2 separate regions of the Homo sapiens genome follow, and region 1 is linked to region 2. A link is a loop called in an ENCODE intact Hi-C map of the cell type or tissue named here. Cell type or tissue: PC-9. All regions are shown on one strand.

Evidence for each region. A loop is a pair of places that touch in the nucleus more often than their neighbours do. Peaks named below come from ENCODE experiments on the same cell type or tissue, not always from the same donor. Only the 100,000 strongest peaks of a DNase experiment are listed, where the experiment ranks them.
Region 1: a loop joins it to region 2, with 2.8 times the contacts of the local background. A loop is called at or near these places in 1 of 110 quality-filtered maps.

Annotation. Positions count from the first base shown.
Region 1 is chr3:185,333,709-185,337,708 of GRCh38, forward strand. It overlaps a transcript of MAP3K13 not described here. Among named protein-coding and RNA genes, the nearest start is that of MAP3K13, 27 kb to the right of the region's middle. In PC-9, no CTCF peak of the experiment used is centred here; DNase peaks (open chromatin) are centred at 2,333 and 3,673; H3K27ac peaks cover 3,013 bases.
Region 2 is chr3:185,496,254-185,500,253 of GRCh38, forward strand. TMEM41A (transmembrane protein 41A) reads right to left here and starts at 2,782. Exons shown (of 5, transcript NM_080652.4): 1 at 2,590-2,782; 2 at 575-728. The coding sequence starts at 2,708. TMEM41A-DT (TMEM41A divergent transcript) reads left to right here and starts at 2,896. Exons shown (of 3, transcript XR_924792.3): 1 at 2,896-3,517. RefSeq lists a silencer at 2,764-2,903. In PC-9, a CTCF peak has its summit at 2,202; DNase peaks (open chromatin) are centred at 1,498, 2,338 and 2,798; H3K4me3 peaks cover 2,749 bases; H3K27ac peaks cover 1,870 bases.

The sequences.
Region 1 (4,000 bases), 160 kb before region 2:
CATAGCAAGACTTCATATCCATTTAAAAAAATTAAAAATATGAAAAAAATAGAAAGAAAAAGAGGCTGGGTGTGGTGGCCCATGCCTATAAACCTAGCACTTTGGGAGGCTGAGGCAGATGGATTGCCTGAGCTCAGGAGTTCAAGACCATCCTAAGCAACATGACAAAACGCTGTGTCTACAAAAAATACAAAAATTAGCCCAGCATAGAGGCACGCACCTGTAGTCTCAGCTACTCAGGAGGGTGAGGTGAGAGGATCGCTTGAGCCCAGGAGGTGGAGGTTGTAGTGAGCTATGGTCATGCCACTGCACTCCAGTCTGGGTGACAGAGTGAGACCCTGTCTCAAAAAGAAAGAAAGAAAATAAGAAAAAATACCTAACACACAGGAATAAATCTTTCAAAAGAGCACAACACCTCTATACTCAAGACTGTAAAACATTGCTGAGAAAAACTTAACAACTCAGAAATAGAAAGTGCAATATATATATACCATGATCATGGATATAAATTGTTAAGGTGCCATTTCTCCCTAAATCAGTCTGTAGATCTAATGCATTCCCAATCAAAATTTCAGCAGGCAATATTGACGAAATTGACAAGCTATTTCTAAATTTTTTGTGAAAATACAAAAGATATACAATAGCTAAAACAATCTTGAAAAGTAACAAAAAGGTAAATGACTTATAATACGTGACTTGAACACTTAACTCTGAAACAATAATCAAGACAGTGTGATATTGCCTTGAGGACAGGCAGATTTGTCGGTGGAACAGAATAGGGAAATCAGAAATAGATTCACACATATAAGGTCAATTGATTTTTGATCAGGTGGTGAGTCAGTTCAATGAAAAAAGAGTAGTTTTCTTTAACATGTTGCTGAAACAATGGATTTTCTTTTTTTTTTTTTCTTTTTTTCTTTGAGATGAAGTCTCGCTCTGTCACCCAGGCTGGAGTCCAGTGGTGCCATCTCGGCTCACTGCAATCCGCCTCCTGGGTTCAAGCAATTCTCCTGCCTCAGCCTCCCGAGTAGCTGGGATTACAGGTGAGTGCCACCACACGTGGCTAATTTTTGTATTTTTAGTAGAGACGGTGTTTCACCATGTTGGCCAGGCTAGTCTCGAATTCCTAACCTCAAGTGATCTGCCTGCCTCGGCCTCCCAAAGTGCTGGGATTACAGGCATGAGCCACCTCGCCCAGCCAACAAATGGATTTTCTTATAGGGGGAAAAAATTTCATGCCTCTCTCACTCTACACAAAACTGCAATAGACATGGATGTACTGATAAATAGACATGGATCATAGATCTAAACATAGAACCAGAAACCTTAAAAAAAAAAAAACAGCAATCTTGGGTTATGCAAAGATTTCTTGAGAAGGACACTAAAAGCACTAACCATAATAGTACATTAAATACAATTAAATGAACTTATTGCAAGAACTTCTTAGGACCTTTAATATGTTAATGTTTCTAGTAAGAGGACCATGCAGCATTTTCTAAAGTGTTTGATCACAGAATCCTTTATTCATCTGGAACATGGAACATACTTGGAGAAGTGTTGCTTTGATTCTCTCCTCAAAATATAGTATTTTTGAGAGCTATAATAAGCCCCCTCTTTGATACAAAATAATGTAATTGGATCCCCTTCCCTTCAACAACTCGAGTAAAGAAAACCCTTCTGCCCAAAGAGCTGTGATTACACCCCATCCCCTATTTGCTGGTTGGCCAGCCAACTGTTGCAGTTACTCTAGGCTAATGTCACATTACAGCAGAATTCACCCTAGTAAGAGGGGCAAAGAGTGACTAAAGGTGCAAAGCATTTTTCATTTTCCTTGCTGCAGGTTCCATATATATTGTCCCTCAGTATCGGTGGAGGATTGGTTCCACGACCTCCTAGGGATAACAAAATCCAAGGATGTTCAGATTCCTTATATAAAACCTATGTAACCTATGCACATCCTCTCATATACTTTAAATCATCTCTAATTATTTATAATACCTAATGCAATGTAAATGCTATGTGAATCATTGTTATACTTTATTATTTATGAAATAAGAAAGCCTATACATGTTCAGTACAGATGCAATTTTTTCCCCAAATATTTTCAATTTACAGATAGTGAGGAGGATAAGGAGGGCCAACTGTACTGGCTTGGCCTGCTCAGCCCTCCTCTCTCACTGCCTAGCAAACTCCAGGTTATTAACCCTTTGCTTCTCTGTACTCAGCTCCTATAGTCCTAGTTCCTAATGGCTTGAAGGGCTGTAGACTGACAGTCTTTATGCATTCTAGATTCTGTAGCATGCCTGGTCTCTGACTCATAGTTTACTGATGAATCAGATTCCCCTACCTGCTGTTGCTGCCCATGAACTGAAGTTTTATGGAATATGAGTTGTCACATAAGAAGTAGGAGAGGAACCAGAAGAGAGAGTAGAGGCCAAACTTCACCTTAACCAGAATTTGACCCAAGGCCCATCCTGTTCAGGAAAATAAATCTCAAAAAGAAGTCAAAATGGAATGTAATGTCAGAATAAATATAAAAAGAAAAGAAATTGGCTGGGTGTGGTGGCTCACACCTGTAATCCCAGCACTTTGGGAGGCTGAGGTGGGCAGATAGCTTGAGGTCTGGAGTTCAAGACCAGCCTGGCCAACATGGTGAAACCCCATCTCTACTAAAAATACAAAAATTAGCTGGGCATGGTGGCACATGCCTATAGTTGCAGCTACTCAGGAGGCTGAGGCAGGAAAACCACTTGAACATAGGAGGCGGAGGCTGCAGTAAGCCGAGATGGCGCCATTGCACTCCAGCCTGGGTGACAGAGTGAGACTCTGTCTCAAAAAAAAAAAAAAAAGAAAAGAAAGTTTAAGGAATAATATTTCTGGATTGTATTTTTAAAATTGAACTACTGTTATAGATATCAGTTTCTCCTGAATGTGGAAAGCTAATAATGAGATATGGAAATGTCATCAATGTCATCTGAATAGGGCTTACTAGATAGACTATACATGACTGGAAGTTAAAAGGCTTTAACTTTAGATCTGCCACTAATTTGCCTTTTGATAGCAAAATATACTCTTTTAAAGAAAAAAATTATTGCCCTCCCCTTATTACAAAAAAAGTATGAATATATGTGTGTTTATGTCTGTATCTATGTACATGTACACCAGGATCTGTCCTAGATACTTCCTCATGTGCCATCTTATTTAATCATCTGTCTGTGTCTCAGCTCCTCAACCTGGAAAATGGGATAATAATATCTCATTCTGCCTTCCTCACAGAACAACAAACGTGATTATAATGAAACAATAAAATATACTACTTTGAGCATGACTCTGTAATTTAAAGACTAAATCTTTTTTAAAAAAAATTTTAAATAAAAATAGAGATGAGTTCTCACTATGTTGCCCAGGCTGGTCTTGAACTCCTGAGCTCAAGTGATCCTCCCACCTCAGCCTCCCAAAGTGCTAGGATTACAGGTGTAAGCCATCGCAGCCGGCCTAATGACTCGGTCTTTAATGCCATGTTGTGAGATGCGTAGCAGTGGTTTCCATAGCAAAATGATGTGATGAATCCTGGTAAAATTCATTTCAAAATACACTTGCAATACAAACTTAGAAGAAGCAACTTACACAGGATGTTTCACAGACACTCACAGAACACCTGGAAAGTACAGCAGCCTTTTCTCTAATTTTCAATAAAGGCAACACAAAGTAAACACACGCTTTACGGTATTTTATGACACATCTCATCTAAGAAAAATGGGCAAGAGAAACACTTAGGCAAATAAGTGGAGGCAGAATGCCAACGCAGATGATAATGAAAAGAATTTCACATCAGAACTTGAAAACTGATTTCGGGCCTGTGTTAACATAAAATGGGTGTTTAGAAGATGAGAAATTCCACAGAAGGCATATAGGGGGTTGTAGGAGGTGAAAGGAAAGAGGCTTATATAACTCTAATACTTATTAACCTGGACCTAGTCACTGAAACTTGATCTCTTTT
Region 2 (4,000 bases):
GTTAAGTGCTTGACTACATGTCCTGTGTAATCCTCACTACATCCCTGAGTCATGCCATCCTTGCCCCATTCTACAGGTGAGAGATTAAGTATCCTCCCCAAGAGCACAGCAGGCAGAGTCAGGGTTCACCCTCAGGTCTGGATGTGGAGCCCCCACCAAGCAGCAGCTGGCTCTCTGCCCTGAAGAGGGATCAGTTCAAGACAGAAGACAGACACAGGGCAGCCTCAAGGAGTCAGCCCCTGACCCCGAGCCCCACACACCTCCCCTGCCTCTCTTGGACATGTTTGCTTTTCTTCTAGTTTCCGACAAGGAAACTGTTTGAGCAGGTCCAGCCTCAGCCTAGAGGAGAGAAACAGGCTGGGGTGGGAGAGGGAAGCAGTACAAAAGGAAGCTGTCAGTGTCTCCCACTTCGGTGCTCAATCCCTCCGTAAGTGCTGAGGGCCACTGTGTGCCAGCCCCGATACACCCACTGTCACTTTTAATCATCCCCACACAACAATCCCATGAGGTTACAGGGGAGTATCCAAATTTTACAGATAAGGAAACAGGGTTGGAGGGAGGGCAGGACACTGACCAGGAAGCTGGAGCCGGGGATGGCAAAGCCCTGTTTGTAGAGGTAGGCGCCGCAGAAGAGCAGGAACACGTAGGCCTGGTGCTCCTTCCGGTACTCTCGAAGGACCTCAGAGAGCTCCCGCAGCTCTGCCAGGTCGGAGGGGAACCACAGCGACCTGGGGATTTGGAAAAGCAGATGGAAACATGAGTTCAGATCAGTCCAGTGCCCATGAAAGTCACTCGCTGTGTCTTCTTTTCAGAGTAGGTTTATAAATATGCCCATCATCTGATCTGCTGGGAACACATACACTCCCAATGACAGATGACCTGATACGACGTTGCGGAGACAGACAGGAGAGCCCTAGTTTGGAAGCAAGAGACCTGGGTTAGCATCCCAACCCTGCTACTTTCTGTTTTACGTCCTTGGACTAGTCCCTGAGTCTCTTTCCTTATCTAAAAAGTGAGAGGTTGGTGCTAAACAGTCATTAAGTTCCCCTTTAGCTCTGGGATTTTAGAATCTGTTCTTAAGAGGCAAATGGATTCATTTCCAGGCAAGTTCTAAATGTCTCAAATTGCCTTCCTTTCAAGGACACTGCCTCCCCCACAAACCAAGAACAATTCAGACTTCAAACTGTTCCTGAGGTGCCAAGTAAAACGACTTTTTAGCATTCACTATAAAGCCAATTAGAGATTCTTCAGGAAAGTATATCTATCCCATAGGATAAATGTAACTTTTTTGATAATATGTCAGGCTTGAATCGAACCCTTTCAAAGAGCCTACTATTTAACTCTGCTCTTAATCTGGTCCTCAATGCACTTTGAATCCTGCCCAAGGGTTATAGTAGCAAGGCTATCTTGCCTCTGCCATCTGAACAGTCCTTGAATCCATCACTGATTAATCATGAGCAAACCCTCCTACTTCTCACGAGAGTTTCTCTCGGTATGTCCGACACCCACAGCAGAGCCTTCTTAGCTACAGCAAAAGAATACAGTAACTGAAAACAGCTGCCTTAATAGTCAAATATCAGTAATTCCCTTAACCACGCAATGCTGTACTAGGCACACTTCCATGCACTTTATAAAGAGTATGCAGCACTCACAAAAACCGGCCAGGTAAGTATTGCTCTGCCTCCTGCCTCGACCAGTCGTTCATTAGAAGGGGAAAAGGAGGCCAGGCGCGATGGCTCACGCCTGTAATCCCAACACTTTGGGAGGCTGAGGCAGGCGGATTACCTGAGGTCAGGAGTTCGAGACCAGCCTGGCCAACATAATGAGACCCCCCCCCCGCGTCCCTACTAAAAATACAAAAATTAGCCGGCCGTGGTGGCGCGCGCCTGTAGTCCCAATTACTTGGGAAACTGAGGCAGGTGAATCGCTTGAACCCGGGAGGAGGAGGTTAAAGTGAGCCGAGATCGCGCCACTGCACTCCAGCCTGGGTGACAGAGCAAGACTCCGTCTCAGAAAAAAAAAAAAAAAAGGTAAAAGTAGAGACAACCAGGAAGACGGGCAGAGTCGATAATTAATTCGTGAATAATTTAAAGTTGTCTATGCAATATTTCTCCTGAAGATCTAATGTCTAAAGTCTCAAGGGCAGACCTGACGTAAGTGGGGTGGGGAGGAGGAGAGACAGTTGAAAGTGGACTTGAAGAGGCTGGGGGCCCGCACGGGGGCGAAGGTGGGCTGGAAATGGGGCCCAGGGCTGGGACTGGGAAAGCAACGGCGCGGGCAGGCTCAGCGCCGCGTCTCCCTCGGCAAATCCACCCAACCAAAGGCACCGCGGCGTGACGCCCTGCACACCCTGCAGCCAGCACCACACAGGTCCCAGTCAGGCCCGGAGCCGGGCTCCCATCCACCCTTCTGTCCGAGACCGTGCGGACGCGGGCCCGGATACCAGACCCGGATTCCAGTCCGATAAGTGAACCTCAATTCCCAACGCCTCCGATACCGGAACCCGAATCTCCGAATCTCCGATTCCCAGCCCCGGTCCTCGGACCCGGCTCCCTTCCTCTGACCCGAACCCGGATTCCCGCCACGCACCTGCCTCCAGCCTCCTCGGTGGAGCCCAGTCTCCGCCCGCGGGGCAGTCGCGTCGACAGCAAGTACAAGGCGAAGGTGCAGCCGGCGAAGACCAGAAGGAGGCCGAGAAGCGGGCGCATGTCGGCTCCGCACCCCGGCCCGCGGGGCAGCCGAGAAGCTCACTTGCACTCCGGGACGCAGCGGCGGGCGGACTGAGCCCGCGGAGCACGTTCACTGACGGACCAGGGAGGGGTCCGCGCCGAGACCCGCCTCCGAACCAGGCCCCACCTCCTGAGCCAGGCCCCCGCCCCCGATTCTGACTCCGCCCTCTCTGTCCTTCGGTGGAGACTCCGGGAAAAACCTGCCTCCCAGTCTGCCCTCTCTCCGTCTGTCTGTGCTTGTTTTTCTACGTTTATCCCTGTCGCTTTCCCCACTTATTCTGCAGGCATGGCGCGCCCCCAGTGCCGGCTTGGTGCCAGGGCTGGGAGATCCGGGGGTGAATCGTGAGCCCGGCCCACAGCGAGCTTGCAGTCTAGAGATCAAGGCAGTCTTGTCCACAACCTGCTGTCACATAAAGCAAATGTAGCTGGTGTAGCACCAGGGGCTGCAATCAAGTGCGGTGGGGCGGCAATAGTGACCACGGAAATAATCAGAATTGCTTTTAATTCAGCTCCTACTATATTCCCGCATCCCTGAGCCTCACAATCATCCTCCAAGGTAGGTATTTTTGTCTTTCTCTAACAGATGAAAACTCTGAGTTTCAGAAGAATTAAATGACATCCCCCCAAAAGAGAGACAGTATAAGAATCCAAGTCAACCTGAGTCCAAAACCAGTGGCCCTTAACACTGTGTGGCTTTATGGAGGACATGGAGTTTAAGTTTACCTTCAAGGATGAGCAACACTTTTCTTCAAGCAGAAAAAGAAGGGAATGGGTGAACACGGTCCCAGGTAAGGCACCAGAATCCAGTTTCAGTGAAGCCTAAGGTATATGAGAAATAAGTGAGAATCTGGGGACAAACAAGAGTGCACTGAAGGCAGGCTAAGGAGTTAGATTTTTAATAATGTAGATGAGACACCAACAGAGGTGTTTAAGTAAGAGAATGATTTCGTTCCTGTTTTAGGATGTTCGCTTTGGCAGATGATTAGAATACGTGCTGACTTGATAGCCACAACTGTCCTGATAAGAAAGTACGCCGGCCTGGCTGGGCATGGTGGCTCACGCCTGTAATCCGAGGATTTTGGGAGGCCCAGGCGGGCGGATCACTTGATGTCAGGAGTTCGAGACCAGCCTGTCCAACATGGTGAAACCCCGTCTGTACTAAAAATACAATAATTAGCCGAGCATGATGGCATGTGCCTGTAATCCCAGCTACTCGGGAGGCTGAGGCACGAGAATCGCTTGAACCTGGAAGGCAGAGGTTGCAGTTACTT